Linked DNA regions of Mus musculus: region 1 is linked to region 2. The links are chromatin loops, found by intact Hi-C in ENCODE. Cell type or tissue: left cerebral cortex. All regions are shown on one strand. Each heading gives the region's core, and the rest is flanking DNA. Links, peaks and the distances in the headings are about the cores only.

Region 1 (5,345 bases), core at 108-5,107, 55 kb after region 2:
AGTGCAAGATCTTCCCTTGCTGCTTCTGGCTGAGTTACTATAAAGACAGTATCATCTTCCTATATTTGTGTCTTTCATGTTACAACCCTGTCTATCATTGGGCAGAGCAACAATAGCCCCTTCATTCCTCAATACTGCATGCCCAAGGTCTGGTTCACCTGTCTGTTTGCCTTCCCTTGGGTTCCTGAAAATTACAAGACTTCCTTATAGCCCTTGGGTAAAAAGTGATGTGACCTCATGCTTTGATACTGTGCACATCAACAGCACCATTATCTGTGACTTCTTTATGGTTAAAAAATGAGGACCAGAGATTGACATCTGTGCCTTTTCTTGCAGAAATTGGAAGTGAAGCTTTTCAAAAATTTTTAAATCTCCTCGGTGACACCATTACTCTAAAGGGCTGGACAGGCTACCGTGGCGGTCTGGACACCAAAAGTAAGCATTCCCCTTGTCAAAATTAGTAACTTGTCAAAATAAGTAATTCTGTTACTTATACCCAAGAGAGGGAAACGAAAGAACCAGAAACTGGAGAGCCTGAGGATTATCCCAGGATGACACGATCAAGGTTACTGAGTCTATTTGTTGGCTTTATAAGACTAATCAGCCCTTGAAACCCATAGGAAGCACTAGGAGACACGATCAGCCAATACACAAATGAATGACATTTCCATCAACGAAGGACTACATCTGTTGTGGAATCTCATGAGGTTATAGAGCCTGGTAACATAGTCACAAGTGCAATTTGCCTCAGTGAGAGTCACACAGGAAAGTTGCCTTCCAACACAAGTCTCCATTGTCCCATAGCTGCATTTACCAATGAGCACCATCTGTATGCCAGAACCAGGCTAGGCTCAACATGACCCCTGCCTTGCAAGGAGCCTATAGTCCCCTGGATGGCACAAGCGCCAGTCACGTGAGTGACGGTTATGAAATAGCTTGGCAATCAGTGCTTACAGGATTGAGTTGGCGCAGAGAGTGCCACGGGCACTTTGCCGACTCTGGGGATTACAGAAGACTTCTCTGGGGGAACTTGGGAGTGATGAGTGGGAACAGTTGGAGAGTCTGGAGAAAAGAATTTCAAACAGGGAGCATCTGTGGAGTCCCTGAGGCTGAAAGAACATGGCGTGCTAGAAACTAAGAGAATGGCTTTCTGGCTGGAAGGAGCAAAGGGACCAAGAAAGTTGCAATTCGAATGAGAGACAAAGCAAGCCAAGCAAGCAGTGGCTATTCCCAGTCTGAGTTTATAGTTCTCAACTATGCGGACGACTGATACAATCTGACCCTGTGGAAATGACAAGTGCCAATGTGAGATGTTAGCTGCTTTAGAGAAGAGAGGTAGACAGGGGGATGGAGTCAGAGAACAGGAAGTAGGGCCTCAAACTGTTACTTTTTGAAGACTTAGAGAAGAGAAGAGGTGGCCCTGCAGGGAGTTTGAAGTCCCCTTGCATGTCACTGAGGTCCCCTTAGGGCAGATCTGCAGGGAAGATAATCTAGAGGGAACAGGCCAGAGGAGCCCCTAGAGAACCAGATCCCACAGTCTAAATGGGGGTAAGGGGACAGCTGTCGTGGCCAGGGAACAGCTGGCTGGCAGGGAGACAAGTGTATGAATTCCAGCACTGAGAATTCAGGCACAGGGTTCCATGATATTAGAAAGTGGAGATAGGGAGGAAGAAGGATTCTCATAGGGTCCCTGGATCTCTGGCCTGAAGTAGCTGGTAGAGAGCTGGGTTGGAAGGGAAAGCCCGGGAAGCAACGAGGTGGATGAAAGAGACTAGATGGCAAGCTCAGGCTCTAGCTGAGGAGCATTTCCAGCAGTTTGGGTTTCTGTGTTAGTCGCTTTGTTTGATCTTCCGTCAAACCTCAAAGAAAGTCAAGCAGGTGACACAGGCTCTTGTAGCCTAAATGTGGCAGACTTTCAGTCCAGGCAGCCTGACTACCTAACAGCTTTTCTTCCTAGAGGTGCACACAGATTCAGAGCATGACAGCCATGTGTGAGGAGGGCTGTGGAAAGGCCTTGGTTACCACCTTCCCCCTGACATGCTTTTTCATGTGTGTGATGTGTTCCTGAGCACCATGGTCAGCTCTCTGCTCACTGTAGGGGTCCTGAGTACCATCTCCTGAGCCCTCTGATCACCAGGTCTTCTGCCAGGTTAAGCACCTTGCAAGGACTATCTCGCTGAGTCTTCCCTGCATCCATTTCCAAATTATAAAACAGGATAAGAGAAAAATGGGATGACTTACCAAAAGTAGCATGGGGTCTGGGGAGATGGCTCCTCTGGAAAAGTGCTTGACATGTAAGCATGAGGACTGGAGGTTAATTCCAGCACCCCTTTTTAAAGGCCAGGTGTGGGGGTACATGCTTGTAATTCCAGCACTAGGGGAGATGGAGACAGGAGGATTCCTGGAGCTTACTAGACAGCCACTCAAGCCAAATCAGTGACCTCCAGGTTCAGTGAGAGACTCAGCTCAAATAAATAAATAAATAAACAAGCAAATATAGAAGGGGCTGGAGAGAGAGAGGGCTCGGTGATTAACAGCATTGGCTGCTCTTCCAGAAGACCTGGGTTCAAGTCCCAGCACCCACATGGCAGCTCACAACTGTCTATAACTCCAGTTCTAAGTGATCTAATGCCCTCCTTTGGATTCCATGGGCATTGCATACACATGATGCACAGACATACATGCAGGCAAAACACTCAAACACATAAAATTTAAAAAATAAATATTTTTAAAATGTATTAGTCCTTGGTTCAGTCCTCCAAGATTTGAAATAACTTGCACAACAATATGTAATTAACATATTGCTTTAAATCAAACAGCCAAACTTTAAGAAAAAATAAGGTAGAGAGCAATTGAAGCAGATACTATATATAGACCCCTAGACTCACCACACATGTAAACGCTAAGTAACAAAGCTTTAAAAATCAAATTACAAAAGAATGATAAAGCATTGGGGAGTGGAAAGGAGTAACCCAGCCAGTGAGGACTCAGGCTGGTTCGTCTACCTCCAGAGCCTGCGCCTTTACTCACTGTACAGTTCTTCAGAACCTCACCTTGACTTTTTGAGCCCCACAGCTTGTGTGAGCTGTACCCTTACCCCACGGCCACGGGAAGGGGAGGGACTGCAGCACGAGTAGGAGCCTCGTTCGAAGTAAAGAGTTAACCTCAGGCGAGCCTCTCCTGCTCCCCACAACTGATAAACCAGGTCTTTGAGAGTGTACTGGGAGCATGCCTTCATCTACATGCCCGTGTAAAACTCTGTGCCCACTGACTGTGTTCTTGTGTTTTACAGATAACACCACAGGGATCAACTCAGTCTATACTGTGTACCAAGGGCATGAGGTCATGTTTCACGTTTCCACCATGTTGCCATATTCCAAAGAGAACAGACAGCAGGTATGTGTGATATCGGGCTCTCCGAGGACACAAACGATCATGTGACTGAACGTGGATGAGCACTGCAGTGCTTTATACAATTAGAGACGAGGTGTGTTACCGTGAGCTCCACTTCAGTTACCAGCTACCAATTCAGGCACTTTTTAATGTCTGTGTGAACTGCAAACAAACAGGAAGCCTATTGGTACTGCCTCTGTCATCTTCAAGACAGGATCAGAGATAGTAGTGAGCCTGTGAGTGTACATGTGTAACTATGATTTTAAAGACTCTACGTCTATGCTGCATTGTCATAACAAAATACCTGGAGCCTGGGAACGTTATAAAGAAGTTTATGTAGCTCAATGTCATGTTGTTTCAAGAGCACTGGTATTCCGAGCTCTAGTGAGACCCTCAAGGTGGTTAGTATGTGGTACAGACAAAGAAGAAATCACAAGGCATAGAGGAAGCATGAGAAACCCAGGTTAGGTTACAGACAGGCCTAACTGAGCAAGAATGAACTCCCATGAGAAACATGTTAACCCCAACCAAGACCTTATCACCTCACACCAGGCTCCCCTCTAAAGGCCCCCATCTCTTAGCTACTCCACGCTTGCAGTCAGGCTTCCAGTACTGAGAGGTCTGCTCAAACCATAAGGAGACACCTTGCAGGCTGGTCTGTACTTAACATGTCTTCTCCCTGTGACTTCTCTCAGTGTGCCTTTGGCCTTGTCAAAATTGCCTCTGTGTTAACTCCTGCTGTGACGTCCTTAGATGGCAGAGTGTGATAATTGAAGCGTTTCCTCCCCATGTTGACTTTGGTCAGTGGCGGTTTATCACAGCAAGAGAAATCCTAAGACAGATGGTTGTGTGGCATTAGAAGCAGTTTTCAGGTTGAAGTTGAAGGTAACCATGGCTGTCTACATGGTCTGGCCATGCTGGGTTGTTCCCTCAGTGTTCTCCTTTCCCAACCCAGAGGTTGGCCATTTTCAGGAGAAAAAAATCCAAACTGTTAGAATTTAGATACAAAAAATATATGGGATGCTGGGTTTGGTTTGGTTTGGTTTGGTTTGGTTTGGTTTGGTTTGGTTTGGTTTGGTTTGGTTTGGTTTGGTTTGCCTGCATCTATACATGTGATGTATACACAGAGATAAGAACAAGTAGTGTGAGTCCCTGGAGCTGAAGCGAGGGATGTTGTGAGTCACCATGTGGGTGCTGGGAATCAAACCTAGGTCCTCTGTAAGAGCAGTAGGTACTCGTAACTGCCGAGGCATCTCCCCAGGCCCAGCTACTAGGTTTTGACAGGTGAGATTTGGAGAGTTATGCTTAGCTTGTATAAGACTCTTACCACCCTTTTATGCATTGAGAGAAGGCATCTCCATGAATAAATGTCACTGATGTAAATGGACAATTGTTCAGCAAAGAAATACAAAGTTATAAGGGGCCAGAAAGGCTTTTCAGTAAGCATGTGGAATTCTGATGCTAGTAAAAGGGTAAGCAAGCAGTGGGTCAGCCCCTGGGTGATGCTGCAGTCCTGGCAGGTAGAGGCCCTCAGGGAGAACATGCAGGAGGGATGAAACAGTAAGTGCTGTTCTATTGTCTGACTGGAAGAAGTGGCTGATGGGAATCTCGTAGGCTGTGGAGACCATGAAGGCATTGAACTTGTCCTTGTTTTAGGAAGACTCTGCTCAGGTGTATTAAAACATGTGTGGCTCTCACATGTGTCTGAGACTAGCTGTATGTAAGATGTCTTCTCTGTTTGGTTGGGAAGACCTATGTCTCACTGCTAGGCCGCTTCATTGGAGAGGATAGACCACACCATCTTCTCTGCTATCCTCAATGCTTTTGACCTTTTACATGTCAACAGCAGCATCAGAAAACTGATGCTGGGGTTGGGGTTCGAGGGTGGAGCGCTTATGTATCGTGTGAGGTGCTGGGTTCAAGCATCAGTGCCTGCACCCCACATACAGCAC
Region 2 (5,345 bases), core at 47-5,046:
CCAGCCTCCGTAACTTAGAAAAGTGCTGCTTTCTATTCCAAAATAGAGTTATATTGCATGCTAGGGATATAGCTCAGTGGTAGAGCACTGTACTTCTATCTTTACTTAAATCCATTGTTCTAGCTTGCCTTTCTGTAGCTAAGGGGGGAAAAAAAACCACTAAAACCACAAGCAAATTAAGGGAGGAAAGGGCTTATTTCAGCTTACAATTCCAGGTGATGGTCTATGGTTGAGGGAAGTCAATACAGGAACTCAAACAGATCAGGAACTTGAAGCAGAAATAGAGGAGTGCCGCTTGCTAGCTTGCTAACTTGCTCATGGCTGACCCTCAGCTAGCTGGCTTATACAGCCCAGGCTTCCTATGGGTGGTGCCTCCTGGTCTACCTTCTAGATTACTGTAGATCTCACTTTTGCCAAATATTTTGCTGTGTGTAAGGCAGATCACTGCCTTTCTAGCCCCCAAGATTAGATTCTTATTTCTGTCTGTCCCCTTAATCTGGGCCACATAGTGCATGATTGTGGTTATAGCACCCAACATAAGACACTTTGGTAAATGTGCCTTTCATTCCACTTCTGATGCCATCCATACAGGCACATGGAATCCTAGATTCTTTATCTTGAAGTTCTTCCCTACTGCAGGCCTTAAGAGTCTCCTGTCCCACTATTCCAGGGAGGCTACTGCACACTGCTTCTTCCAGGGCATGGGTCTTCAAGCAGTGTATGCCACTTCTGTCCTTTCCTGTCTTGACCAGAGCTAGATCACATGGTCTCATCACAAGAAAAAGCAAATGTAGTCCAACAGTGAGTCCAGAAAAGGAAGTAGGTTTGTGAATCTAGTACACACAGCAATGTCTACCTTGTAGGCCAGGCCTTCTTAAATGGAGAGACTGAAAAGACCAATCAGCAAGAAAGGCACCAGGCAACCTGTCCTAGTACATATAGGGAATGCTGTCAGGCACTAGGTAGGAAGATCTGTCTGATGTGTATATACATCATGAATGCATGCTTATTGCATATCCACCTTGGGCCAGGCAGTAGGTGGAACAATGCAGGTTCTTTGTAGAGCTTTGGATGACCACTGCTACTGGGAACCCTTGTATGGACACCGGGGGAGGGAGGGATTTTTGACATAGATACTTTGATGCCTCTTACAGTGCATGATCTGTGCCTAGGCCTGGTTCTTACCATGAGCAAGCTCATGCAGGTGGAACGTGATTAGAGGGAGGGAAGGGTAGCAGAGAGCAGGCGTTCTATAGCTGTGGCTTCCTTGGTTGTTTTCATGGGACGCTGTTGCCCCTCTAAGAGACATCTAGGGAAGGTAGATAGTCTAGGGTGACATAGAATGGGACTGAGAGCTGTCATCTTTGCCATGTTTGCTGTTTACAAAGATAAGGAGCTGGCCCCATGTCTAGAACCCCTTGAGTGATCCTGAAGATGGCCCAGGGAGAGGCTCAGGACCCCTATCTCTGCTTTCTTCGTGTTAGGAGTTGTTGAGTCTCACCTGCTGCTGAGGTTGATTCCATCATGGTCCTAACTGAAACCACAGCTGGGGCTGCAGTCTGGGCAGAGCATTTGTTCTGCCTGGACTTTGCTGTGCAGAGACCCACATCTCAAGAACATCTGCTGTCCCCTGGTGACCCAGCCTTACAGGAAAGGACCTCGGAACCAAAATGCAGGACAACAACAGTGCCTCCAAGGGTGTTTTCTGACCAGAGAGGCCAGACTAGAATAGACCACAGAGTACAGTTGTGTTAGTCTCTCTTAAAGATTTTTTGTTTGTGTATTTTGAGTGAGGGGTATAAATCATGTCCATCCAAGCAGGAAGGTAGCCTAGGCACCCCCTTCCAGACTGTTTTCATTGCTATGCCACACACTTTAAGCTAAAAGAGTGAGGGCGAGAAAAGGTTAAATTTCTCATATAAGATTAATTCAGCCATTTCTGTGAAATGGTGGAGGCAGAATACCATTAGACTCTAATCTCATTTCTCTCATGCTGTCTTTCTTGGAGCCTATCAAACAGTGTCCTGGCAGAGAGTCAGCTCTGTGGATGCTGAACATCAGAGTCGGTCTCTTGCTGAATGTGCCAGGAGGGCTGTAATTTAGAAAATGTAGCTACCTTGTAAGGAAGGATGAAAAGGTACCGAGTGCACCTGTCTCTGCATGCGACAGTCCGACCAGTTGGAATTGGTGAAACGTGATTCTTGCAGAATCTTATTTTCTGTTGTATTAGAGCTGTTTGCATGACATGGTCAAGCCAAACTTACAAAAACTGTTGGTACTGGGGGGCTGTCTGTCTGTGGGCTTCATGGCTACTGTGTTAGAGTCCTAGGTAGACTGAGTAGCCAATTAGATATGTGCCTTTGGAGAAGGGAGCTATGCATGCAGTGCAAACGCAGTAGCAATTTGCATCCTTGTTTTAATTGCTCTTGGACCATGGCATGTGAGTTTGCTTATCTGATTTAAGCCTGTTTGGGTGGGGATGGAGGGGAGGGTGGGAAGTATTAGTTGTTGCCATGTCAAAATTAAATATACTCAGATGTTAGATTTTTATATTTTATGCTAGTCTTTCTCTCTCTCTCTCTCTCTCTCTCTCTCTCTCTCTCTCTCTCTCTCTCTCTCCACCTCCCCCTATGTTAACATGTAAAAATTTTAAATTAAAAGCTGGGGGAAGGGAGGGGGCCTATGAGGATTTGGGAATTTTTTTCTCCTCCTTAAAATACAGCTTTAAATGATGCTGGTTATTTTTATGTTGCATATTTGGGACAAAGAGACTCTACTCTTTTAAGCAAAGGATAATTGCAAGATCTGGTTCAGCAGCTTTGTCCCTTGCCTCAAGTTCCTGCAGGGCTGCCATCCCCTTCGGTAATACCGAGTGAAATCACAAGCCGCCAATAGCTTTGGGAATTTCAATTGATTCCAAATGAGCTAAATATTTAAGTCAGTCATTACCTGTACTTCTAGGGATGACTTGGGCATTTTCCTTTTGACTGAGGGCTTCATGAAAGCCTGATTCTGCAATGGCTGCTGGGGACGGTGTTTGTTGCAAGGATGCTCCCCTGCAGTGAGGCGCCGGAGCACTGCAAACCTGTTTCATAGCAGCCGTTTCTTTTTCTTTTTCTCTTTCTTTCTTTCTTTCTTTCTTTCTTTCTTTCTTTCTTTCTTTCTTTCTTTTTTTCCTTCCTTCCTTCCTTCCTTCCTTCCTTTTTTTTTTCTTTCTCAGAAGGTGTGTAGCCAGATCGCTATGTATAATACTGATGAAGCATTTTTGTTCCAGCTCTGTCTCAGAAGACCTAGGCTGTAGACGTGGGGATTTCAGTAGGAAGCATTATGGATCTGTGGAGCTGGTAAGTCAATGCTGCCTGTTCAGTAGTGGTCACTGGTTCAGACTTAGAGGCCATTGCCAAGCTTAGCAAGCCTTTGTTGTATATTTCCTAAAAGACTCTGCGGTGTTGAGGTTTAATTTAAGTCAGTGATGCTGAAAGGTTATGGTCATTTGGTCACCTTTATTTCTTTACATTGCCATTGCTTTTAATCTCGTGTCTTTCAGTTTGTTAAAAATATGTTGTGCCTTGGTATTTTTCTCTATTAACCAGTGCATAGAATGAAATAATTTGTAAATGAAGAAAGGTAGCATTTCATGTTTATGTTATCTTGTTCCTGAAAGTTTACAGAAAGTGTAATGACTGTTGACATTCTGATTCTATCTTTGCTTTCTGGGTGTGGGACAGGAGTTAGAACATGTGAGGTATATTCCTATTATAAGCCTATTAGTTGGACCAGATCAGTAACTGTGACAGATGATAAATGTCTAAAATAAAAATATCTAATTTTTTATAACATGAGACATTAGAGTTTGTGATAATGATTTTTAGAGTATATATTCCTCATGAAAGAGGGGAAATAAAATGAAAGCATTGATAGACTCAGGGGTTTTTTTGTTGTTGTTGTTTTTGTTTTTGTTTTTTTCGAGACAGGGTTTCTCTGTGTAGCCCTGGCTGTCCTGGAACTCACTTTGTAGACCAGGCTAGCCTTGAACTCAGAAATTTGCCTGTCTCTGCCTCCCAAGTGCTGGGATTAAAGGCGTGCGCCACCACACCCGACTTAGACTCAGGTTTTATGATAGGATTGTGATTTGGTTTTCCAATTGCATGGGATCTGAACCAATTTCAGAAATTGTGCTTATAAGCTGCACTAGTTATTATTGGTCATTAACTCCATTATTCTGTTGATTAAAGATGAGTTGTTTCTGTCCACTTGCTTAGTAGCCAGGTTCCCACTGTTGATACAAGCTGCACCTTTACAGCTTTAGCAGGAGAGCAGCTGTACCTGAGTGGAGTGCTAGTGGCCCTCTGTTTGACTGGACTCTGTGCCTGACCCAGGGCTAAAGCATCTTGCAAGTATAAAATAAGTGAAGGGTTTGGTCCCTATTCTTAGGGGTTTCCTGTCCTTCAGCTGAGCAGATTCGACGCATCATCTAAAGATTGAGTATAGCCACATCAAAGATCCATCAGTTGATTTAGTGCCTGTTCTGTAAGTTATTGTTAACCCTGTATGCACTAACTCAGACTACTGCCTCTCCTCAAGGAGCCCGGGCAAGAGTATAATTCAGAGTAGGAAGGCAAGTAGAGATACAGAGGTAATATGGAGCTAAAGAAAGGGAGGGAGCCACCCACCCTACAAGGGAACTTCAGGGAGGTCATTGGAAGGCCTCCTGAAGGACGAAGGACGGTAAGATATGAGAGGGCAGCAAATGATAGATAGCATAGCAGACATGATGTTCCATGAGAGCAGTGAACAAATGGCCCTGCCTGGGAGAGGTAAGGCCACAGGAAGTAGTGGTGACTCAGCGAGCAGGCTTTGGTTCATCTCTCCACAACTCCACAGTCCTCTGTCACCAGTCATCAGTAAAGTGGCATGACTTCTCAATGTGTGCTCTGAAGTCTTGCTTATTTCATCACTTGCTACTGACAGGATCTTGAACATCTCTTGTCCTCAGTTTTCTCATCCACAGAATAGGGATATTAATATTTTCTCCTATAGCTTTGCCATGAGGATGAGATAAAACAATGGCACCCAGCCCTTAGCACATCCCATGTTAAATTAACCTCATACAGTAGTGAAGCTGAAATTCAGTAGTAGAGGTAGAACGTCCATAGTCAGATGAAGACCAGACTGGGTCCAAGAAGTGGTCCTGAGCCCTCGTGCACAGTGAGGGTGGTGCTTAGGGACATACCATGGGTGTGATGGATGAACTCTGCAGACATGTGCAAAGCACAGAATACCAGAATGGTCTTTGAGAGCCGCAGATGAGCTGAGCAGACTTCAGAGTCAGCAGGAAAACTGAA

The links. Hi-C counts contacts between places; a loop is a spot of excess contacts. Peaks named below come from ENCODE experiments on the same cell type or tissue, not always from the same donor. Only the 100,000 strongest peaks of a DNase experiment are listed, where the experiment ranks them.
Region 1: a loop joins it to region 2, with 2.1 times the contacts of the local background. A loop is called at or near these places in 2 of 42 quality-filtered maps.

What each region holds. Positions count from the first base shown.
Region 1 is chr2:33,029,121-33,034,465 of GRCm38, reverse strand. It overlaps Garnl3 (GTPase activating RANGAP domain-like 3), which reads left to right. Exons shown (of 30, transcript NM_001355200.1): 11 at 337-435; 12 at 3,293-3,396. Among named protein-coding and RNA genes, the nearest start is that of Slc2a8, 50 kb to the right of the region's middle. In left cerebral cortex, for the core only: a CTCF peak has its summit at 2,632; a DNase peak (open chromatin) is centred at 1,000; H3K27ac peaks cover 2,750 bases.
Region 2 is chr2:33,083,874-33,089,218 of GRCm38, reverse strand. Garnl3 (GTPase activating RANGAP domain-like 3) reads left to right here. Exons shown (of 30, transcript NM_001355200.1): 3 at 3,275-3,344. Among named protein-coding and RNA genes, the nearest start is that of Garnl3, 44 kb to the left of the region's middle. In left cerebral cortex, for the core only: no CTCF peak of the experiment used is centred there; DNase peaks (open chromatin) are centred at 2,155 and 2,870; H3K4me3 peaks cover 3,087 bases; H3K27ac peaks cover 2,929 bases.